Linked DNA regions of Homo sapiens: all the other regions are linked to region 2. A link is a loop called in an ENCODE intact Hi-C map of the cell type or tissue named here. Cell type or tissue: CD4-positive, alpha-beta T cell. All regions are shown on one strand.

What was found. Peaks named below come from ENCODE experiments on the same cell type or tissue, not always from the same donor. Only the 100,000 strongest peaks of a DNase experiment are listed, where the experiment ranks them.
Region 1: it touches region 2 in a loop (3-fold over the local background); 5 of 110 quality-filtered maps call a loop at or near these places.
Region 3: it touches region 2 in a loop (6-fold over the local background); 12 of 110 quality-filtered maps call a loop at or near these places.

What each region holds. Positions count from the first base shown.
Region 1 is chr4:2,458,432-2,466,431 of GRCh38, reverse strand. CFAP99 (cilia and flagella associated protein 99) reads right to left here. Exons shown (of 16, transcript NM_001193282.4): 12 at 7,568-7,709; 13 at 7,174-7,325; 14 at 6,190-6,395; 15 at 3,827-3,989; 16 at 3,430-3,622. The coding sequence ends at 3,506. It overlaps LOC105374353 (a long non-coding RNA gene), which reads right to left and starts at 3,428. Exons shown (of 2, transcript XR_007057992.1): 1 at 2,309-3,428; 2 at 948-1,216. LOC107986250 (a long non-coding RNA gene) reads left to right here. Exons shown (of 2, transcript XR_001741551.3): 2 at 1,720-1,910. RefSeq lists an enhancer at 2,485-2,984 and a silencer at 3,402-4,021. In CD4-positive, alpha-beta T cell, a CTCF peak has its summit at 3,536 (motif pointing right); a DNase peak (open chromatin) is centred at 3,561; H3K27me3 peaks cover 493 bases.
Region 2 is chr4:1,708,815-1,716,814 of GRCh38, reverse strand. SLBP (stem-loop histone mRNA binding protein) reads left to right here and starts at 4,496. Exons shown (of 8, transcript NM_006527.4): 1 at 4,496-4,685; 2 at 4,825-4,941. The coding sequence starts at 4,627. TMEM129 (transmembrane protein 129, E3 ubiquitin ligase) reads left to right here. Exons shown (of 4, transcript NM_001127266.2): 4 at 1-863. RefSeq lists enhancers at 971-1,070, 1,381-1,450, 1,571-1,680, 3,660-3,949 and silencers at 4,080-4,989, 5,000-5,119. In CD4-positive, alpha-beta T cell, no CTCF peak of the experiment used is centred here; DNase peaks (open chromatin) are centred at 4,084, 4,494, 5,104 and 5,554; H3K4me3 peaks cover 2,861 bases; H3K27ac peaks cover 2,529 bases.
Region 3 is chr4:1,867,560-1,875,559 of GRCh38, reverse strand. NSD2 (nuclear receptor binding SET domain protein 2) reads right to left here and starts at 4,167. Exons shown (of 22, transcript NM_001042424.3): 1 at 4,018-4,167. It also overlaps the pseudogene RN7SL671P. RefSeq lists silencers at 3,734-4,433, 4,484-4,713, 4,744-5,003 and an enhancer at 4,737-5,238. In CD4-positive, alpha-beta T cell, no CTCF peak of the experiment used is centred here; DNase peaks (open chromatin) are centred at 2,509, 3,079, 4,409 and 5,009; H3K4me3 peaks cover 3,026 bases; H3K27ac peaks cover 2,341 bases.

The DNA of each region.
Region 1 (8,000 bases), 750 kb before region 2:
AAGTTAGGGTTTTCTGTTTGTAACTGTAATATATTGAAGATGTGATGTTGAAAAAGTCTCTATAAATACCAGTTTCATGCTCAAAGACTGCCTTCAGCCAGGGCAACATAGTGAGACCTCATCTCTACTAAAAATAAAAAATTAGCTGGGTATGGTGGTAAGTGCATGCAGTCCCAGCTAGTAGGGAGGATGAGGCAAGAGGATCACTTGAGCCCGGGAGTTTAAGGCTGTATGAGCTATCATCACGTCACTGCACTCCAGCCTGGGTGACAAAGCGAGACCCTGCCTCAAAAACAAAAACAAAAGCTGCTTTCAAGTCTTCTCCAAGCCTCACTTGCACTGAACTTGTTCCTTCACAAATAGCGCTTCCCTTGGGCCCTGAACGCCTGCAGCTTAGAGAAAAGACCGGCACCTTGGTGCTCCCATAGTCCCACAAGTCGAAACCAGCTGAATGCAGGTTCCTGGGCCTCACACCAGCTACTAAATCTGTTTCTTCACTATTTCCAAAGAAAGCCCCTGCCCAAGTGGGTCTCAGATGCTATCAACAAGGATCTTCTGACTAGCCTGTACTCAGGCAAAATGTCCACTCCCCAGGCAGTCCAGCCAGGAAAGGTTCAGAGAGGGATTGTCAGCACTAGCTGGGCCATATCTCACTCTGGCTGGCCCCCTTTGGGGGAGTAGCTTGATTCTCTGTAAAGAGCCTATGCAGGGAGGGAAGGCAGGGGCCCCTAGTGTGAAGGCCCTGGGCTCTTAAGGGTGTGCCCCTTAGCTGCCTGTGCAGGGAGGGGAGGCAGGGGCCCCCAGTGTGAAGGCCCTGGGCTCTTAAGGGTGTGCCCCTTAGCTGCCTGTGCAGGGAGGGGAGGCAGGGGCCCCCAGTGTGAAGGCCCTGGGCTCTTAAGGGTGTGCCCCTTAGCTGTTGCTCTGGAACAAACCACCCCAAAGCTTGATACTTTGAATGACAGACATTTATTGTTGCTCATGAATCTATAAGACAGCAGGGTTGGGGGAGGTTCTTGTCCGGCTGCGCTCTCATTTTGTGCTCTGCTAGTCTAGGATGGCCTCTGAGATGGTGTCCTCCACATGGTGTCTGATCCCAGCAGGCCACCCTAGTCATGCTCACATGGGGCCTGGCGAAGGTTCCAAGAGAACAAGTGGGAGCTCCAAGGCCACCTGAGGCCCAGACTCAGAACTGGCACGTGGTCACTTCTGTTGCACCCTATTAGCCAAAGAAAGTCACTAGGCCAGACCAGATGCAAGGGCTGGGGGAATAGACTCCACCTCTCGATGGGAGGTGTAAAGTCACAAGGCAAGGGGCAGGGATACACAGACATTTTGCCATCACTCTATCACACAATGCCTACTCCCAGGCCACAACTTTAGGGAATGGTCCGAGGCCTGCTCCCACCTAGGTTTGTATGAGGAGAGGCCCCACGTGCTCTCAAGCTAGCTCTAAGCGGCTGCTCAGTCCAGGAGGGGGCAGGGGAAGACCTTGTTACCTGCCAACCAACAGTGTTGCCAATAGTACCCTCAATTTGTTAGCTGCCACATCTCCCCTCTGCTCCAGAGGCCAACCTTCTAGGTGAAGGGTAATTCCCCTGCCTTGCCACAGTGCTTGCTTCAGGCACCCATGCAGACCTTCCCTCACTGCAGGAACTGGCTCAGCCCAAGTATGTTCAATTCAGGCCAATGAGACTGGGGCAACTGTTCTTTGTTCCTCAGGCTGGAACTGCTACCAGAGTGGAGACTGAGCTCCTGGATCGGGTACATCCTGAAGTCTGCTGCCTTTGGATTGGCATTATGAGAGCTAATAAATCCCCCTTTGAAACCCCCAGAGCTCAGAGGGGCTTTCTAGGCCAGGCATCATCAATGTATTCCATCAATATCAAATTAAATGGGTTTGGATCACACAACACGGGATATGAGCAATGTTTATTTCTTTTTTTTTGAGATGGAGTTTGACTCTTGTCACCAGGCTGGAGTGGTGCGATCTCAGCTCACTGCAACCTCCGTCTCCTGGGTTCAAGCGACTCCATTCTCTTGCCTCAGCTTCCCGAGTAACTGGGATTACAGGCGCCAGCCACTACGCCCAGCTAATTTTTGTATTTTTAGTAGCGACGGGGTTTCACCATGTTGGCCAGGCTGGTCTTAAACTCCTGACCTCAGGTGATCCACCTGCCTCAGCCTCCCAAAGTGCTGGGATTACAGGTTTGAGCCCCCTTGCCTGGCCAATGTTTATTTCTTTAAATGAAATTTAATCTGCTCCCAGCTGCAATTCTACAGAGATGTGGAAATTCTTCTCCTTACCTACCTGGGTGGTAAAATCCTGGGGTTCTCACAAACTCAGAATATTGGAGTAGGGCTCTTGTCCTTTAGCCTGTTCTTGTCACTGCTGAGATGCCTGCCTTCCTGGTCTGAGTGTACCCTGGGACTCAGCCTCCTCATCTGAGGCACCATCTCCTCTGCAGGCCCAAGGAGGATATTGGGAGTTGGGGAAGGAAATATATCTCCCCTGGACATCTAGCTTATCTGTCAGTTTCCACTCCCCAACCCCTTACTGCTCTGCTCACCACCCCACGGACTTGACGCTTTTCTCTCTTTCCTGGGAAGAAGGTGGCTTAATGTACTTTCTTCTTGAGGCTGTCACCAGCAGGCGTTCACTCAGCAAGCCTGTCCTCAAGGTGGAGCCTTCTGTAGCCCACGGAGTCCCGGGACACTGCAGAACCAATCCATCTTGGTCCCTGCCTTGGGTGAAGTCCTGCCTCCATTGGCCCTGATCTTGTTGGATCTGGGCTGCTTCTGATGCTAGAGAAAGGGGAGGAGGGGGTGCTCCCAGGCGCAGCTCTGGGTTTTGGCCCTCTAGGCCGGTCACATCGCCTCTTTGAGCACCTGTGGCTTCATCAGCAGAACAGGGGCAGGCCAGTTCCTACGTCCCTGGACCGTAGTGAGGATGGTGGAGGCGCGTGAAGGGCCAGTGCAACGTTGGCGCTCAAGAATCCTGGCCACTTCCCCAGCCAAACGTACACTCACAGTCGCCACTCAGTCTCGGGGGTTCCCTAGGTGAAGCCACCTGGATGCCGGCAAAGGGTGGGTGTTCCAAATTTCCACATCTGAAGGGGTTCTGGGAGTTTCGAAGGGGTGCGCACCAGGAATGCCTTATGCTAGGCTGTAGGGAAGTGCTAGGACCTGGGCCGGGGTGGCCAGATTTCGCTTATAAAAATGCAGGATGCCCAGTTCAGTTGAATTCCCGATAAGGAGAGGATACATTTTTAGCCTAAGTTTGTCCCCACGCAGTAACTGGGCGTCCTGCCTTTTATCCGGCAATGCTTTTCTGGGCAGACGGGGGCTAGGAAGGGAGAGGGGTGCGGTCGGGGTGCGGAGGCAGGGGGGCCGGGGCCGAGGGGGGCCCGGCCAAGGAAGAGGAGGCGCGCACCGCGGGCCGCACTCTTTATTGGGGCGGCGGGTGTAGGGGGTGGCCCGCAAGCGGGTGGGGCGCGCTCGGCCCGGCTCAGGCGGCCTCCAGGCGGCGCGCGGGCCCGGGTCCTGAGCCTCCCTGCTGCAGCGCCTGCAGCCTGCGCTCGCGGCTCCGCTCCAGCTCCAGCCAGTGCTGCGCCTCTAGCTGCGCCTGCAGGCCGGGGAACGCGTCGGCGCGGGCAGGGACGCCCCCACCGCCTCCCGCGCCCGCCGCTGCGTATCTCCCGGCCGCGGACCGGACCCGATCTCCCCGCCATCCCCGCCCCGGGACGCCGGTCCCTGCGCGCCGCGCCCGCCATCCCCACCCGGCCCCGGCTTTCAGTCGCCCGGGCTCCTCCCACCAATCCGGACTCACCCGGGGCTTGGGGCGCGCGGTCCGCGGCGCCGACACGTGCAGCAAGGCCGCCTGCCTGCTGCGCTCGGCCGCCCTCTCCGAGATCCTGCGCCGCAGCTGCTGCACGCGCTCGTCCTGCGAGGGCGCCGCCGGGGCCGCCGCAAGGGCCTTCTTTTCCTCCCACCTGGCGGGCGACGCGGCGGGCTCAGGAGCAGGCCGGCGGGAGGCCCAGGCCAGACCCAGGATGCCACCCGTGTCCAAGCGACGCGGGGGCAAGGAGCTACGCAGCCGGAGAGGTTCACCGGAATGATTTAGGACAGACAGCGAGGCCCAGGGGCCGCGGCGCGCTCCTAGACAGTACCACCGCTCAGGGGCTGGAGGGGTTGGGGGAGTCTCCAGCACTTCTATCTACCCTTTTGCTCTTTTTTTCTTTTCTTTAATTTTTGTTGTTGTTGTTTGTTTGTTTGTTTGAGGCAGGGTCTCACTCTGTCGCCCAGGCTGGAGTGCAGTGGCGCGATCATGGCTCACTGCAGCCTTGACCTCCCAGGCTCAAGCAATTCTCCTACCTCAGCCTCCCAAAATGCTGGGATTACAGGCGTGAGCCACGGCGCCTAGCAGCTTTTTTTTTTTTAAACTTAACATTTTTTTAAAAAAGTATTACAGGTGTACTAACTATATGCATAACTGGGGTACAAATGTGAAAGCCTCCTTTGACCTCGCACTCTTCTGTCTCTTGCCTGGAGGTACCCCCTGCTAACGCTGTGGTGCTGTGGCCTGCATCTCCACAGGTACCTGCAGACATGGCCCTTGATCCTTCTGATTGTATGTGTTGTTCCCTGCTGGCTTTGGCGTCAGTGGACCTCACAGCCTTAGGATATTTGCATGTGCTGTTCCCTGTCTCCACCACTCTTGTCTGACTGTCCAGGTCGACCCTGGTGAATTTGTGGCCTGGGGCCTAAGTGCATGCCTGAGCCCGCTCTAACTTTTTTAGCAGGAGGTAGACCTTTGGAGGCACCCTAACACCAACCAGGCTGCGTCTGAGCTCTGCCAGGCCGTGGCCAGCAGCTGGAAGTGATGAGCTGTCCAGGTGTGTGCCACCTTGGGGAGCTGGTGGGCAGCCAGCCCGCCCTGTACAGCACCAGCAGCGGTTGCCCTGTGCCTCCTCTGAATTGCAACCAGAGCAGCGGCCCCTCCAAGGACCAACAGTGAAGGGCTCTCTTCCATCAGCAATGATTAGTCCTTCCTTCTGTCCGCCCCGCCATCCACCACACCTAGTCCCACTCAGAAACCGTCTCCGGAGCCCTGTATGCCAGGCTCTGAACGAGGCTCTACTACAACAGCTGGGCCTCCCTGGGAACTAGGCCAGGGCCCAGAGGCCAGCCTGACCCCAGGACCAGGGGACATGCCTGCCCATGTCTGACCTGGCTGCCAGGGGCCAGCCACAAGGGGCTAAAAAACATCACCAGACTGTCCCCCAAACAAGTAAAAAGGCATCTGTATGTGTGTGCATGCAAACGAGCTATCTGCAACCCTCAACTAGATCCTGGTTTAAAAAGAAAAAAAAAGTTACAGCAACAGTCTTTTAAAAATGTTAGCCAGGCTGGGCTCACACCTGTAATCCCAGCATTTTGGGAGGCCAAGGCGGGCAGATCACGAGGTCAGGAGTTCGAGACCATCTTGGCCAACATGGTGAAACCCTGTCTCTGCTAAAATACAAAAAGTTAGCCGGGCGTGGTGGTGTGTGCCTGTAGTCCCAGCTACTTGGGAGGCTGAGGCTTGAACCTGGGAGGCAGAGGTTGCAGTGAGCTGAGATTGCGCCACTGCACTCCAGCCTGGTGACAGAGCAAGACTCTGTCTCAAAAAACAAAAACAAAAACAAAAAACAGTTGGCCAACAGTCTTTGGACACCTGGGGAAATGTGAAAAAAGATGAGATATTTAGGTGATGTTGGGAATTTTTGTTCCATTTTCTATTGGTGTCAGGGTGCTGTGGTTTATGTAGGACGATCTATTTTTTTAGAAGATGTATGCTGAAGTGTTTAAAGTGTCTGATTCCTGCAACTACTTCCTAATGCTTCTGCAGACATAAATAGCTAGCTGGCTACGTGAAGCACATATGGTGAAAGGTTGGACCCATGAGCTGGGTGCAAAAATGACTGCATCTGGGTCATGGCTTCTGAGCCATGGATGCAGAATTTTGCACCATTCCCATGTGCCTGGAAGTCACCTACTACAATAATAGGGGTCAGGGGAGTTACGGCAAGGGAACTTCCTGGGCAGGAGGGTGGTGGTTGTTTCTAGGAGACCCACCCAGGAGGGTGCAAGGCAGGCTTACAGCATGCTCCCTGTCCACCCAGAGGCACCCTCCCCGAGCCCAGTACCAACCTCAAGGCTGCGGATCTCCCCATGGCTGCACGGCACAGCGAGATCTGCTCCACCATGTTCTGCAGTTCCTGGCTCTTGGTGTGCTTGCCCTGAATGATTTGATCCCGCTTTTCTTCCTCCTTGCGCCGCTGATTCTCTTTGAGCAGGGCCAGCCGCTCTCGCAGCTCCACTATGGACATCTCTCCTTCCAGGCCGTAGCCGGGGATCTGTGGGGTGGTAGGGGAGGCCCCAAGCTGGGAGCTGTGCTGGGCCCCGATGCTTCCCACCAGGATCCCTCCCCTGTTCCATAGGCCCACCCCTTGCCCACCTTCCCTCTGCTTCAACACTGCTTATGAAACATGCCCCCAGCCTCTCCAGCCTGGGCTCCGCTCTGCAACACTACACCTTGTGTGGGTCTGCACATCTCAGCTGGACTGAGGCCCCTCCACTGTGGCAAGTCCCAAATGGAGCTCATGACTATCTCCCCAGCCAGGCTTCGGGGCCTGGGGCAGACAGCCGTTTGCACTCCCCATGGCCTCGGGGCTGGGCCAGGCCCTGCAGCTGGCTCCCCGCACTCCTCTGAGGCCTGGCCCCTCATCATGCCTTCTCACACGGGCTTCCGGCAGGCCCTCCTCAACCTCCTGCTCCATGCAGCCTCCATCCAGCCTTTGAAAACACCTGCGCTCTCCCTACACTGCCCTTTCCACCCTGGCCCTCCCTCAACAGGCAGCTCCTAAGTGGCCTCCTCTGTGAAGCCCACCTTGGCCACCCCCAGGAGTTATAGAGGACTGGCTAAGTGTGTGCCTTGCCCGCAGGCTTGTGAACTCTTAGGGCCAGACCCAGGCCCGCGGCACATGGGTGTTGAGTCACGGAGGGTGGCGGGCCAGGTTTCAGGTGGTGCAAGACCCACCTGTGGCTCTGGTGGGAACCCTGGAAACTGCCTCTCATGGCAGTGCCAGCGTGGAGGCCCCTGAGGCATGGGCCCGTCCAGGACTGCATCCTCACCTGGGTCAGGTCCACGAGCTTGCCCTTGCGCGTGGGCTGTGTCTCGAGTGCGCGCAGCTGGGAGATGAGTTCACAACGGCGCCGCTGCTCCTCCTGGGCTGCCTGCGCCCTGCGCTGCAGCAGCCCCCTGCTCTCCTCGATCGCCTCCTGAACTTGGGGGCCAAGCCAGGAGCTGAGGTGGCTGGTGGGTGGCAGGGCAGGGGCTGGACAGGAAGGCACCTCCCCCAGGGTTCCCCAGCCAGGACTCTGGCCTCAGTGCGGCCACCTGGGAGTGCCTCCCTCAAGGGGTCCCTGACCCTGGACAGCCATAGTGGCTCACTCAGGAAAGGGTGGCAGCCCAGCACCCGAGTGGGGAAGAGCGGGGTAGGGCCAGTGACATCTGGCTCCTGACTACCTGTCTGCTGTCGGCCCTTCGCGAGCTTCGTCTGGGCCGCCTTGGCGTTCTTCTGCCCCTCTATCACCTGCTCCACCAGCTCCTTCCTGGACCTGTCCTCCCGGAGCCGTCTCTCTGCACGCTGCAGCATCAGCTTGGCCATCTGCCCAGACAGCGGACCTGCCACGGTGAGTGGGGCTGCTCCGGCTTCCCTGCCTGGTCCCGCCCCAGCCCAGGGCGCAGCATGAGGTCTGAAGGTGGACCCAGTCCCTGCCCTTGAATCACCCCAGAACCCAGGTCTAAGCCCATTCACTCCTGGCGGTGCTCTGGAAGTTGGGCCTGCGGGGAACTTCCACCTCATGTCCTCTCCCTTCCTCCCAGTGTGGTCTTGGGGGGAACCTTCCTGCATCTGAAGCCACCCAGTTTGTGGTACTTTGCTGTAGTAGCCCTAGAG
Region 2 (8,000 bases):
TCTCTGGAGCATACCCACCCTCAGTTACGTGCCAGACCTGGACCGCATTCTCCTGCCCTGTCCTGGAGCTGGCCCCTGGCTGCCTGGAGGACCCTGGGTAGGTCCTGAGGGTGGGATGGAGAAGAGGGCACTGCTGTGGTGTGGGAGCAGTCCTGGGGCTTCCTGGTGGCTGTGACCAGTTGAGGGGCTGTTCCTGGGTGGGGTGGCAATGGGAGGACAGGTCAGAGCGCCCTCATTTGTGGGGCTGCCCCTCCGGGTTTCTCATCCTGTCCTTGGTGCCTTTTTCTGCCCAACAAGTCCAGGGAAGGCCGAGGTCTCAGACTCCTGGGTAGGGGTGGGGGTTTGAGTTGAGGACCAAAGTGCCATAGCGACATCCAGAACACAAGCCCACCAGGGGTCCAGCCCAGGCTACCCACTCCCCTAGGGTCTCCCAGGCTCAGAAGGGGATGCACGCCCCCTGTGGTCAAGCCTCTGGTGGGCGTCTTGCCCAGTTCCTGATGGTTCAAGGGGAGGGGGGATGTTGGCCAGGCCCCAGGGCACAGCCCTGACACAGGTGTGGCTACTGGAGGGGCCTTCATACCTGCGGCCCCAAAGCCCCTGGGCTTGGCTGTTTGAGGCAGAGGTGATGGACTCCGGGGGCCTGACACTTGGGATTTGGGAGGCTTCCTAGAGCGCTCAGCAGGTGAAGGCAGCAGGGGCCATGGCCGGGAGCCAGGCCTAGCTTTGAACTGAGTTTCAAGGGCTGCCAAAGAGGGGCAGTGGGTTGGGGTTGTTTTTACTACAAAATAAGTTACTTAGTTTTATAAAGACAAACCGATTGTAGCCAAATGACACCATATTTAATAAAATTTAGTCTGAAGTGATGTACTGTGTTTTGTGTTGCCCGATATTAAAACCAAACTTTTGTCATAGTTGGAGAATGGCCTGTGGGTATTGGAGAAGCCACCTTAGAGGTGGAATTGCGTGCGTGGCGTGCTTTGTTCAGAATAAGGAGGAAAAACCCATTGGTTGGGAGGCGGGTACAGTAGGAACCTTCCCCTCTGATTTCTGGTTAGGGACTCTGGGGTCTTGAGAACCCCTGACCCAGGGCCCTCTGCAGGAGCAGGGTGGGAGGGGCAGAGACACGTCCTGGGGGAAGTCACTGTGTGGTCGCCACTGCGGCTGCTTCCAGATGCAGGAACTGATGTGGGGACACATGGGTAGCCAAGGAGTGAGCAGCCTTTCCGGTTCACTTATGTTTGCAGCTGCGTCCTGTGAGGACACCAGGCTGTCTCTACTGACCTCACTGTGGGTCAGGGTGGCCCAGGAATTGCCAGCCGAGCACCTAGGGCAGCCAAGACAGCAGCCTGGGGTTCCCCACAGCACTGGGCCCTCAGGTGAGCACCCCAGCAACCGGACAGTGAGTGCTTGCTGCCTTTTCCCCATTCTGCTTCTTGACCCACAGGATGGTTCTTGGGGAAACAGTACACGTAATCCTATTGAAAGATATGACAGTGGGCTCTAGTTTCCTGCGCTACGAGTGTCTTCAGATTCTTTCCAGCCTGGTACTTTCACTGGCATTCTTTTGCATACACAGCCAGGCGCTGCTTTAACCAACAACAGAGATCCAGTGAGCATCTACTGAGGGGCTGTTATGGGCCCTGACTGTGCCAGGCCCTGTGACTCACAGGTACTTGGGACTCTTTGGCTCTGTACTGTTAACTTAGAGAAGAGTTTATTTCTTCTAAAAAGTTACAGCCTGACGAGAATCGCTTGAACCTGGATAGCAGAGATTGCAGTGAGCCGAGATCGCGTCACTACACTCCAGCCTGGGCGACAGAGTGAGACTGTCTCAAAATAAAAATAGTTAACAGCCTGCAAGATGGCCATCCCTCAGACTGGAAAGCACAGCCTCTGGCCAAGACCAGAGATGGGCACTTCAGAGGAGGAGGAGGAGGGGTTGGGGCAGGAGGTTTATGCTGAATGGGTTGGCTAAACATGCATATTCAGCAGGTGACAGGAGGAGCTATGAATATTCATGAAGGCAGTCCTGACGCATGCATCCTGAACAAACATACAATCCACATTCACTTTGGGGTGGAGACTTAACATTTAAAATGTATTATAATGAGGTTCTACACAGGCCAGAAGTGGTCCATCACTGTGGTCTCTTATCTGGACCAAGTTACTGAAATCAGTCTCTTGTCCAATGAAACTGTAGTTATGGCTGGTGGAATAGGGGCTGGGGGATCAGTCAGCATCCGGTGGAACTGCAAATTGGTTTTTATTGTTTTGAGACAGGGTCTTACTCTGTCGCCCAGGCTGGAGTGCAGTGGCGCCATCTGGGCTCACTGTAGCCTTGACCTCCCAGGTTCAAGGAATCCTCCCACTTCAGCTTCCGAGTAGCTGGGATCACAGGCACACACCACCATGGCCGGCTAATTTTTTTGATTTTTAGTAAAGATGAAGTCTTGCTATGTTGCCCAGGCTGGTCTCGAATTCCTGAGCTCAAGCGATCCTCCCACCTCAGCCTCCCAAAATGCTGGGATTACAGGTGTGAGCCACAGTGCCTAGCCTTTTTGTTTAAGTTTTTTGTAAAGATAGGGTCTCGCTGTTACCCAGGCTGGTCTTAAACTCTGGACCTGAAGCAATCCTTTTGGAGGCTTCAGCCTCCCAAAGTGTTGGGATCACAGGCATGAGCCATCATCTCGGCCACTGCACTGTTCCAATATTGCTTAGCTCAAGGCCAGTGCTTATTGAGCTACTAAGAGGAAAAGAAAAGCAGTGTGGCAGTAGGAATATAGTTTAAATGTAGGGTGTGTGACTTAACCCTTGCCTGGCATGACCTTAGGTCCTATTCATAATTTGGTATCTTATTGCCACTGGTGTCCCCTTGACCGCAAGGGGGTCCATTCAGTTGTTGGGGGCTTAGGATTTTAATTTTTTTTGAGACAGAGTTCTGCTCTTGTTGCCCAGGTTGGAGTACAGTGGTGCAATCTTAGCCCACTGCCTCCCGGGTTCAAACAATTCTCCTGCCTCAGCCACCCGAGTAGCTGGGATTACAAGCATGCGTCACCATGCCAGGCTAATTTTGTATTTTTAGTAGAGACAGGGTTTCTCCATGTTGGTCAGGCTAGTCTCGAACTCCCAACCTCAGATGATCCTCCCGCCTCGGCCTCCCAAAGTGTTGGAATTACAGGCATGAGCCACCGCGCCCTGCCAGGATTTTATTTTTAGTTTACAGTGTTGAGGGTTATGGGATGCCCAGGGCCTGGGGAGGAAGGGGACAGGATGTGTCCGTCCTAGTCTGAGGATGACTTTTTTGAGTTCAAAAGGGGGCGGTGGACGCACCAAGGCACAGTCCTGAGGGCAGCAGGTGCAAAAGTCCGGCCCTCCCAGAGGTGTAAGGCCTTAGAGGGATCCCAAGCATCCCTGGGGCTCAGCCTCCTGGACCTGACCCCACTGCCCACTCTTTTGGCTGGTTCCACTCTCCCCTGCATCCCTCACGTTGTCCCCAACAGGAAGCTGTGGGAACCTGTTCTCAGGTGTAGTGCACCCGTTGGGGTTCTAGTTGGCTGGATCCGCGGGGCCGTCAGCTGCAACTGTGACGGCGGGGAAGCGGGACGGGATGGTGCGGATCTACAGGACCTCGCCTCCAGGTGGAACCTACCTGCTGAGCCAGGGATTCTTCAGGATACAAACCCAGTCAACTCCAGGCAGAGGGTGGGAGCGTCATGCACCGGCGACACAGTGGAGGACGTCATGGACGGGCAGGGAGGCAGCGGCAACCGAAACTAGCGGCTCAGTCGGTGGCCGGTGTGCGGTCAACGGCCAGGGCAGTGGGACCGGAAAGACTCAGTGTAGTTGTCAACTGTTGCGACCTAAAAGGTTACTCCAAAACTTTAAGCGGCTCAAAACAATAGACGGCGCGTACGGGGCCTGCAGCGGCCACGGGACCGTGGGAAGCAGTCAGTACCCGCCACAGGCCGCGCCTTCCGGGTTCCGGGTTCCGGGTTCCCGCCAGGGAGGAGACACGCCCCCACCTGGGCAGGAACCAAGCAGAGCCGCGCTCCACCCAGGCCGGAACCAATGGGAGATGCGCCACGACCCAGGCCGAGAAACGTGCCGCTTACCCTTCCCCCACGACCTGCGCCGCGTCGCGCGCGGCCGAATCTCCCGCCAAAGCTGCCCCCGCCCGCCAAGGCGCGACCTATCAGCGTCGCAGAGGCCCGCGGCGGCCCGGCCGCCTCAATCCCGCGGGTGGGGGCAACCTTTTCCTCAGGCCTCTCCTCAGCCCACGGCGTCCATCTGGCTCCCGAGCCGAGGGCCGGGCAGTCGGGCTTCGCGGCTGCCCGCGGTCCCGAGGCCTCGCCCTAGCCCCAGTCGGCTCGCGAGGCGCGCACAGCTGAGTGGACCCCTGCGGCGTGGCCCGATGGTCTCGCCCGACCCGGCGCGCGCGGGAGGCCGAGGGGCGGGGCCCGGCGCCCACATAAAGGCGGTTGGGGGCGGGGCGCGCAGAGCTCGTGAGCGCCGGCGCGGGGACGCGGGTTTCTGCCTCAGGCCCTGCCCTGCTCTACTCTGCGCTCTCTGCCCGCGCCGCCGCCGCCTCAGCCTCGGCCCTGCGCTGCGCGCCCGGCCCGTGCTGCCATGGCCTGCCGCCCGCGAAGCCCGCCGAGGCATCAGAGCCGCTGCGACGGTGACGCCAGGTGAGGCCGGGCTGCGCGGCGGGCGAGGGAGCGCGTGCCCCGTGGGGCGGGGGTTGTGCGGGGCCGGGGTGTGGGAGGGCGGAGGTTGTAAGGCGGTCCCGAACCTCCCGTGCCCAGCCGACCGCGTCCCTCCCCGCAGCCCGCCGTCCCCCGCGCGATGGAGCCTGGGACGGAAGCGCAGAGCCGACGGCAGGCGCTGGAGGCCCGAAGACGCCGAGGAGGCAGAGCACCGCGGCGCCGAGCGCAGACCCGAGAGGTGGGCGCGGGACCCGGGGGTCGGGGCGCGGTGGGGCCCTTGACGAGGCCGCGGGCTCCAGGGACCTCGTCGCGCTCTCGCGGTGCCGGGATCGGTCAGGTCGGCACCCTGCGTCCTTTTATCTTGGTCTCCGCGCGGCCCGTGGACTGGGGCGGCCGCAGCAGGCCTGGGAGGCGCTGGAACACTCCGGAAGCCTCTTGCCAGGATGGGAGTCAGCTGAACCGGCGTCAGCCCGAGTTAGCCAGTTCGAGTCTGTGTTGTGCTCCCGGGAGAGGTCAGGGTCTCTGACGAGCTTCTCGTGAACACGTGGAAGTCAGGGACACCCGAGTCCCGAGGAGAAGTGAGTTGACAGGGCTTACCTGCTTGGCCATTTTCTGGGTTAGGCAGTGTGCAGGGAGGGTGGAGATGCGAGCGAAAGGAGGGCTTGATGGGGTGGGACGGCCGAGGAGGGTCTGGAGGAAATAAGCAGGGGTGCCAGTGGTCGTAGTGGCGGGGCTTTTCGGGGCTGTGGTTAGAGAAAACTTCTCGAGGGGCTTTGGGGTGGCTCGTCCCGCACTGGGGGCTTGTTGCTCCTGAGTTCCCTGAAAGGCGTGGTGACTTGGCCGAGATGGAGCAGTGAAGGTGGAGGGAAATGCGTGGTTCGGGATAGGCTTCTGAAGGCAGGACCTGTGAGACTTGCTGATGGGTTGGGGATGGGAGGCGTGAAAGGAAAAAAAAAAATCGGACCCAACTTCACTGTGCCAAAAGGAAAAAATTATGCTGAGCGCGGAATCATGCAAGAAACTACCTTTGCGTTACTTTTTTTTTTTTTTTTTTTTTTTTAAAGACAGGGTCTCACTCTGTCTCACAGGCTGGAGTGCGGTGACGCGATCTTGGCTCACTGCAGCCTCCCCCTCCCGGGTTCAAGTGATTCTCCTGCCTCAGCCTCCCCAGCAGCTAGGATTACAGGCGCATGCCACCGCGCCCGGCTAACTTTTTGTATTTGTAGTAGAGACAGGGTTTCACCATGTTGACCAGACTGGTGTCGAACTCCTGACCTCAAGTGATCCACCCACCTTGGCCACCCAAAGTGCTGGGATTACAGGTGTGAGCCACCGCGCCCGGCCACCTTTGTGTTTCTTTTTTTTTTTCTAAGCAGATACCTACAGATACAAGATTAAATATCTCCACGGGTGAACTCTGTTCACTTTAAGTGGCGACTTACTGAGCACACTAGGAATACATAATTGACTATTCCCCTACCTGCTCCTTTTCTCTTGGAACATGTAGATCTTTCTCCTTCAACCTACTTTTCTCTTTTAAATATTGAAGCCCTGACAGTCATCTCTGGAGAAAGGCACAGACCACAGACTCTTTCTGTAATTTCGTGTTCTTCTAGGTATGTCCTTAACATTAGCTAAATTCCTAAAGCAATTGAGACCTGTCTCAGACACTTTTTGGTTTACACAGGAAAGAGGCATCAAGAATGACTCAAGCCTTTAGGTCTGAACGCTGTTGATTGGGGCCATTTGCTAAGATAGAGAAGATGGGCTGGAGCAGCTAGGCATGGGAAGTTGTGAGGCTTGAGAAGCTGCTTAGAGAAGCAAAGGAGATGTCAAGAAAGGTAACGGAGTGTAGGAGTCTACATGGGAGGCATCTTCAGGCACAGTGAGTTACCAGGACATAGAGATGATATTTAGAGACTTGGGTCTAGGGGGCTGGGCGCAGTGGCTCCTGCCTGTAATCCCAGCACTTTGGGAGGCCAAGGCGGGCCCATCACCTGAGGTCAGGAGTTCGACACCAGCCTGACTAACATGGAGAAACCCCATTGTTGGGGACCAGCCTCGACACTTACCCGGAATGAGAAGAGACAGGTTAAGAGCTCATAAAGGTGGGAGCCAGGGGACCAGTTGGAAAATGGAGGCTGCAAAAGGCCCGGAGTTGCGGTCTCCACACTATTTATTGAGTACAATCACTTTAAGAAGTAGGCCGGGCGCGGTGGCTCATGCCTGTAATCCCAGCGCCTTGGCAAAAGGCGGGTGGATCACGAGGTCAGGAGATGGAGACCATCCTGGCTAACACGGTGAAAACCCGTCTCTACTAAAAATACAAAAAATTAGCCGGGCGTGGTAGCGGGCGCCTGTAGTCCCAGCTACTCAGGAGGCTGAGGCAGGAGAATGGTGTGAACCCGGGAGGCGGAGCTTGCGATGAGCCGAGATCGCCCCACTACACTCCAGCTGGGGCAATAGAGCGAGACTCCGTCTCAAAAAAAAAAAAAAAAGAAGTAGATGTTCAGGGTGAAACAGTGAAAGGGAGGCAGGCGTCATAGGCGTAATTATAGCGGTTTCAATGAATCTCCTTTGTGCTCAAACAGCATATCTAACTTATTGGAGAGTAGCTAGTGGGAGCGGGCTTAACTAGGAGCCTGCAAATCTGTCCACATTCCAGTGCTTTAAAGGAATGTCTTTCTTCTTGAACACTGTTTACAGATAAGAGAGCAGGTCTCGCTCTGAGCATGGGAACATGATGGCAATTAGGAGGCTTTCCTCCTCAGAGGCCTCTTGTGGCTTTTCACAACTTACTGTGCCATATTTTTATGGCCAGCTTATACAGGCACTCGATAAGCCTTTTTCCCAACACCCCATCTCTACTAAAAATACAAAATTAGTCGGGCATGGTGGCGCATGCCTGTAATCCCAGCTACTCGGGAGGTTGAGGCAGGAGAATCCCTTGAACCCAGGAGGTGGAGGTTGCGGTGAGCCGAGATCACGCCATTGCCTTCCAGCCTGGGCAATAAGAGTGAAACTGTCTCAAAAAAAAAAAAAAGACAAAAGACTTGGGTCTACGGGTGGGTACAGAAGAGGCCCTAGGTCCAGATATGAAGGGAAGGTAAACAAACCTTATTGAGATCAAGCTCTGAACTCTCCAGTGGTCTCATTTAGCTGAAGATAAAAATATTAAATCCTTACAGTGCTTTAGAAGTTATGGAAGTTTTTGGTGTCCTCATTCCTCAAACTATAGGAATGCTTCTGTCCTAGGGCCTTTGCACTTGGTATTTGCACATTGTGGATAATGCCTGG
Region 3 (8,000 bases), 160 kb before region 2:
AGCTATACTGCAGGCCAGGCACAAGGCCGAAGTGGGAGGATCACCTGAGCCCAGGAGTTCATGACCAGCCTGGGCAACATGGTGAAATCCTGTCTGTATAAAACACAAAAATTAGCCAGGCATGGTGGCACATGCCTGTTGTCCCAGCTACTCAGGAGGCTGAGGTAGGAGGATCGATTGAGCCCAGGTGATCAAGGCTGCAATGAGCCGTGATCATATGACTCCACTCTAACCTGGGTAACACAGCAAAACCCTGTCCCAAAAAAAAAAAAAAAAAAAGTAAAAAGCTATACTGCAACTTGGCCGGGCACAGTGGTTCACACTTGTAATCCCAGTACTTTGGGAGGCCAAGGCAGGAGGATCACTTGAGGCCAGGAGTTACAGAGACCAGCCCAAACACTGCAAGACTGACTCCATAAAAAATTTTAAAATTAGCCAAGCATGGTGGCATCTGCCTGTAGTCCTAACTACTTAGGAGAATGAGCTGGGAGGAAAGCTTGAGCCCAGGAGTGCCAGGTTACAGTGAGCTATGATTGAACCACTGCACTCCACACCAGGTAACAGGTGAGACCCTATCTCAAAAGAAAAGAGCAATATTGCAACCAATAGACAAATATAAAATGCTAGAGTCCCTGGGTTACCAACACAAGTCTTTTTCTCCCCCAAAGTACTCGCTGTAAATAACCATTCATTAAAAAGGAATTAGCAAATCATACAGTTTACAAATACAAGCCTAATCCTCTAAAGCCCCCATGTCATCTCCTCTTTCGTATTCTGTGTACTTTATATTTTTTTATCTTCACCAAGGATAGAGAAATTGACGAGGTAGATTTCTTGCTCCATCTTGGTGGTAGTACAGATCTGTTCTACTACTTGTTGGACTTATATACTTGCAATGTTTCAGAGTGACCTTAGCCAAGCCATTTCCTTTCTAGACTCAGCTTCTTCTCCCAGATGCTCCATTACTTACAAAACAGAGAGGCAAACAGGCCAGATATCGGCATTAAAATGGGCTGTTTGTTTACCCTAAGCCATATACCCATTTATTCGGCACTTACTGAGTGTATGCCATGAGAATGCACCAGCAGAGGCAATGCTGCCCAAGGCAATGACAGAGTCCTACCTCTAAGAGTTAACCCAACAGGGGAGAAAGGTCACAAGTGGCCATTAAAAAGCCATGAATTATGCTCAAAGAGGAAGGACAGGTGGCAGGTAGTCCACACCCAAGAACAGCCCACACAAAGGCCTGGAGTCAGGACATGGTACCACGTATTTGGAGAACAAGGTCACACTTACTACAATCAAGCAAAACAAGAGACTGAGGCTCAGAAGACTAAAATGCTTATCCAAAGTTGTATGCATTCTATGGCCATGAGCAGCCCACCAAAAAACAAAACAAAAACAAAAAGGCAAAACCAAACACGTAGATCAGAATATATGAGTAAAAAGCCTTATGGCTTCTGTTGCTGCTGATTAATTATTTACTTAGAAAGGTTATTTGCCCACTTGCCCAGCTAAAAAGGACAGGGCAGAGCCAGGAAGGCTGAGTGTGCCTGTAGTAACCACTACTCAGGAGGCTGAGGCGGGAGAATCACTTGAGCCCAAGAGTTTGGGACTGAAGTGCACCATGATTGCTCTCCTCTGAAATAGCCACTGCACTCAAGCCTGGGCCACATAGAGAGACCCTGTCTCTAAAAATAAATAAATAGCACAGGACAAAATACGTTTGGATTATGAACTTCAGCACCATCTTAGCACTTCTTTTAAGTTCTTGCTTGGTAAAGAGAATCCTGTAGCTTAGTAAGCCTAATTCCAGCTACTTTTGCATGTTTTACACTGAATCTTCAAACAAAAAAAGTTCACATTCTGCCATGTGAGTAAACTTTGTAAGATTTGATTACTTTTAGAAGGAGAAGATAATCTGAATAGGCAGAAGGCTGTACCCATGTAAGCCCCACAGGATTAGGAGGAGTGGGTTGTCTTCTACCTATTCAGATTATCTTCCTGACTCATTCTAGGACTCTGCTTAATGCTTCATTTGGGTCCGCACACTTCAGCAAGTACTGGTTTGAAAGCCCTGGATAAGCTGATTGCATAGAAACAAAGCAAGTCGCACCTGCAGCCTGCTGACCTTATAATTTTGTTGTGCATGGCTCCAAAAGTTATATTAGTTTATATGTTACATACGAATAGATACGATAAATTGTCCATCATTCTTTCAAATTCTCAGTTAATTACCTCATACTCTTAAAATAAAATCTTTACTGTTATAATCAGAGGCCAGACTCTGGTATTAATGCAGTCAGGAGAGGACAATTTTTGTACTGAGATCAGAGCTCTTCACAAAAGCTTACACAAACTCAAAATTGTGCAGTAAGTCCTCACTCTACCAACCATCAGCCCAAAACTGAAGGTTGCTGGGTTTGGGTGGCTGAGAAAATGGAAGGAAAGAAAAGGAAATGACTCAAAGTAATCGTGCTTAAAGCATGAGTCCTCTTCATCTCCATTTGGCAGTTTAGATTTGAACCACCATCAGTTGTGGGGAATGAGAGCACACATCAAGTACACAAGGAAAGGCTGTGCTCACAGAACTTGTTTGCTTTATGTTGTTGGCGTTCTGCTCTTTAAAATATTGTTGTTCTCATCACATTTAAATACGTAACTAGGGCACTTAAAACATTTTGGGAAAATTAAAAAGTTTAAGTCCCAAGTTCATAAATGGGATGGCTCCTAAGTTATTTTCCACGTTGATATTTGAAATACACAAAATAGAGTGAATATAACCCATGCGTGATGCTGGCGTTTAACTCATTTAAAAATCAAGGCTTGAAAGTCTGTGAAGCAGGTGGGTAGCACTGAAGAGCTGCTCCTGAGCCAGGCCTGAACTTTATCCAATTAGTCTTGTCTTCACAGGGTCTGCGCGCTCTCTCTCTCTCTCTCTCTCTCTCTCTCTCTCTCTCTCTCTCTCACACACACACACACACACACACACACAAAATACACGTTATCTACCTAAAAACGATTAACGTCACCACATCAGTTTTGATACTATGTTTCCACTTGAATGTCAAAGCCCATCGTGGGCACAGAAAGATTCGTGCTGCAATGGGTCCTATACAATACCCTCATCCATTTTATTTCTACCGAAACTTAAGACCAGCATTTTTTAAACGCCGAGATTTTAAACCACGGTTCCTGTGAGTGGAGCAAAACCAGCCATTAAGTCGCCAGGTCCCATCTCATGCACTGAGGCTTCAAGGACTATCAATCTGCATCCTGGGGCGAGGGGAACATCCCAGGCGGAGGCCCGGACGCCGAGGGCGCGCAGCCCCCCAGCAGGGTACCCACACCCGGCTCACCCCCGCCTCCACCTGCCAAGGGCCGGACCGCGGCCCGGCTTCCCGGGGGAGCGTCCGCGCTGACCAACGCCCGGGCGCCGCGAGTGTCAACGCCAGACACCGCCTGCAAACAAAAAGCGACCCTCGGCCCGACCCCTGGCCCCGGCGCCGGCCCCGGGACCCCAACCTGCCCCTCCCACCGCGGCCGCCCCGGACCGGGGGCGCCGCACAAAGGCCGGCCCGACCCGCTCGGCGCCGCGGGAACAAAGGCGGCCGCCTCGGCCGGGCCGGGCACAGGTGCAGCCGCAGGGCCCGGCCGGGCCCAACATGGCCGCGCCCGCCCGCCCGGCCCCGTTAGCCGCCGCCGCCCGCAGGCCGCCGCCCCTCCCCTGCCCGGACTCGTCCCGGCCTCCGCGGTCCGCCCGGTCCTCCCGCCGGCCCTCAGGCCTCCGCGGTCCTCGCGGTCCCCACGACCCTCTCAGGCCGCCCGGCCTCCCGGTCCCCCAGCCCCTGAGCCGGCCCCTCAGGCCTCCTCAGTGCCCCCACTCCTCCCGGCGCTCCCGCCCCCTCAGGCCTCCGCGGTCCTCCCCGCCGCCCCTCAGGCCTCCCACAGCCCGGCCTCCCGGCCCCAGCCCCGGCGGTTGGCGGCCCGCGACTGTTGGGCGGGCGCCCCAGTGACCTGCGGTGCGTCGCATCCTCGGCGGGCGGCTCTCCGGAGCGGCAGGCTGGGAGGGGGCCGGGGCCGTGCGGCGGTAGGGCCCAGGCGGGGAGGGGGCGGCGGCGGCGGCGGGCGCAGCGCGGCCAGGCCGAGGCTCTCGCGCGCGGCGCCGACCCCGCCCCCGCGCCTCCCGCCCGCCGCCGCCGCCGCAGCCGGGGCCGCCGCCGCCTCGCAGAAGCCGCGGGAAAAGTGCGCGCCGCTGATTGGCTGCCGCGCTCGCGGGGCCCGCGGACCGGGCTTTTCAAATCCGCGCCGGGGCCGCGCACGGGCGGGGCGGGCAGGCACGCGGCGGGTGGGGGCCGCGCGGGCGGGCGGGGCTGGCAGCGCCGGGAGGGCCGGGCCGCGGGCCCCGCGAGCCGCCTCAGAGTAGCGCCGGGCGCGCGCCCTGCTCCCGCTACTCGGCGGCGCGCACCCGGCCCAGACCCGGCGCCCGCGGGCGCCGCGCTCAGTGACGTCACGATCCGCGCCCAATCACCGTCCGGAGCCGGCGCCCCCGAGCCGTGGGCGCGCGGCCGCGGAGGCTGGCGTTGGGCGCGCGGCCCGCCCGCGCGGGTCCCCAAGCTCCTGTCCCGTGAGAGGGGCGCGGGGCCTGGGGCCCGCGGGAGGCTGCTAGCGGCGTCCGCCTCGCGGAGCGGCAGTGCGGGGACGGGTGGGGAAACCGCCGCAGAGGCCCCGCCGTGGCGGGCCCGGAGCCTCAGAACAGACGTGGCGGAGAGGGTCAGACGCCACGACGGGGCAGGGCAGGGCGTCGTGCTCTTCCCGCCTAACGGCCGCAGGGCGTGAACGAGTCCCCCGGGCGAGGGTCCGACCCGGAGCTGGGCGCGGCTGCGGGAGGACCGCTCGCGAGGGGAGGACGCCTGGTCCAGGGGCGCTACCCCAGCGCCGCTGCGGTAGAGCCGGGCTTCAGGGGGTGGCGCGGGCGACTGCGTGCGGCACAGGGAGGAGGAGGAAGCGGCGCGGGCGAGCGGGGAAGTCAGACGCTGCAAAAAGTGGGCGGGCCGGGCGGTTGAAGCCGGTGTGATTTGCTGCCCGCCGCCCATGGAAGTTCGGCTCCTGCCTCCAGGTGCTGCCGGAGCCGGCGGCCTTGGGTTTTCTGTCACGCAGGTTCAGGGAGCCGGGAACACCTTCGGCCTTGAGCCTTAGTGTCTGCTCGAGCTTTACAGGCCCAGCTTGAGCCCTCGCTGAGAAGCGGGCCCAGGGGAGCCTGGCGAGAGTTTGGTCAAGGAGAGCTTTGTGAAAGTGCGCTACCCGGGCTATAGAACGACACCTCAGCCCAGGTCCTGCCTCCCCGGACCCACCTCCAGCCACCAAGGAGTGGCCACAGTTCACCTCCTCTTCCTCTCCCGCGCCGCCTCCGCTGCTGTCCCTTCACAGGTGCTGGGCCCCTGTATGGGTTGAGTTGTGGCCCCCCCAAAAAAACAAGGGTTGCTGCAAGACTTACTATAAGGCTACAGTAATTGAGACATTGTGGTACTGGTGGAAAAATACACAAATAGATCCATGAACAGAATAGAGAACCCGGATATAGACCACATAATGGAGTCAGCTGAGCTTGACTCTAGGAAATGGAATGGAGAAAAGACAGTCTTTTCGACAAATGGTGCTGGAACAACTGGATGTCCACATGCAAAAAAAAATCAGGCTAGACACAGACTTTACACCCTTAACAAAAATTAATTCAAAATGGAGCCAAGGCCAGTGGCTCACACCTGTGAGAAGTGTGAGCCAGCACTGTGGGAGGCCAAAGTGAAAGGATTGCTTGAGCCCAGGAGTTGGAGACCAGACTGGGCAACATAGCAAGACCTCGTCTCTATCACCAAACAAATAAATGAATTTTTAAAATTACGGCCAGTGCCAGGCATGGTGGCTCACACCTTTAATACAAGCACTTTGGAAGGCCGAGACAGGTGGATCGCCTGAGGTCAGGAGTTCGAGACCAGCCTGGCTAACATGGTGAAACCCCGTCTCTACTAAAAAAAAATACAAAAATTAGCCAGGCATAGTGACGGGCATCTGTAATCGCAACTATTCAGGAGGCTGAGGCAGGAGAATCACTTGAACCCGGGAAGTGGAGGTTGCAGTGAGCCGAGATCATGCCACTGCACTCTAGCCTGGGTGACAGAGCAAGACTGTCTCAAAAAATAAAAAATAACAAAAAGTGAATAAGCCAGGCACAGTGGCTCACACCTGTAGTTCTAGTTATTTGGAAATCCGAGGCAGGTGGATCATTTAGTTCTGGGCTATGCCAGTCAGGTGTCTGCACTAAGTTTGCCATCAGTATGGTGACTTCCCAGGAGCTGGGAACCACCAGGTTGCCTGAGGAGGGGGGAGCCAGCCCAGGTCAGAAACAGAGCAGGTCAAAACTCCCATGCTGATCAGTAGTGGGACTGCACCTGTGAATAGCCACTGCGCTTCAGCCAGGACAACATAGCAAGACCTCGTCTTAAAAAGTGGACAAAAAGGCAGTGGCTTACACCTGTAATCCCAGCATTTTGGGAGGCCAAGGCAGGAGGATCCCTTAAGGCTAGGAGTTTGAAACCAGCCTGATCAACATTGAAATCCTATCTCTACAAAAAAATAAAAAAACAGCTGGGCATGGTGGTGCATGCCTGTAGTCTCAGCTACTCAGGAGGCTGAGACAGAAGGATCTCCTGAGCCCAAGAGTTACATGAGGCTACAGCAAGCTGTGATTGCACCACTGCATTCCAATCTGGGCAACAGAATGTGACCCTGTCTATAGTAAAGTGGACAAAAGACCTCCACAGACGCCTCCCCAAAGTAGATACCCAGATGGCAAGGATGCACGTGAAAAGAAGATCCTCATTATCAGGGCGTAATCTCAACTACTCAGCAGGCTGAGGGGGGACGACTGCTTGAGCCCAGGAGTTTGAATACAGCAAGACCCCATCTCTCAAAATAAAAATAACAAGAGGTAGAGAGACCTGGGCTAGCAGTTAGTATGCTCAGCCCCCTTGTCATGGGACGCCTGGGAAGCTTCAGAGAGTCCACACCAGCAAGAAGGCTCTCATCAGACACACCTCTTGGACCTTGAACTTCCCAATCTCCATAACTGTAAGAAATAAATTCCGGCCAGGCACAGTGACTCACGCCTGTAATCCCAGCACTTTGGGAAGCTGAGATGGGGGATCCCTTGAGCTCAGGAGTTTGAGACCACCCTGGGCAACATGACAAAACTCCATCTCTATAAAAAAAAAAAAAAAAAAAAACTACAAAATCAGCTGGGTGTGGTGGTACATGCCTGTAGTCCCAGCTATTCAGGAGGCTGGGTGGGAGGATCACCTGAGCTCGGGAGGTTGAGGCTGAGTGAGCCATGACTGTGCCACTGCCACTGCACTCCAGCCTGGGCAACAGAGTGAGACCCTGTCTCAAAAATAAGTAAATAAATTCATTTTCTTTATGAATCACCCAGTTTCAGGTAGTCTGCTATAAGCAACAGAAAACTGACTAAGAAGCCAATCTGAAAGGGCTACAAACTTGTGTGATTCCAACTCCATGACATTCTGGAAAAGGCAAAACTATGGAGACAATAAAAAGATTAGCCAGGGGTTAGGGCAGGGAGGGATGAGTAGGCAGAGCACAGATGATATTTAGGACAGTGAAAATACTCTGTGTGACACTGTAACAGTGGATACAAGAACGTACAGCACCAAGAGTGAACCCAAAACCGGATTTTCAGTGATCATGACGTGACAATGTGGGTTCACTGATTACAAGAAATATACTACTCTAGTGGGGAATGCGGATGATGGGGGAGGCTGGGTGTGTGGGTGAGAAGGGGCTATATGGGACCTGGGTGCACTTTCTGCTCTATTTTGCTGTATACCTAAAACTGCTCTAAAAATTAAACTTTAGGCTGGGCGCAGTGGCTCACCCCTGTTAATCCCAGCACTTTGGGACCAAGGCGGGCGGATCACCTGAGGTCA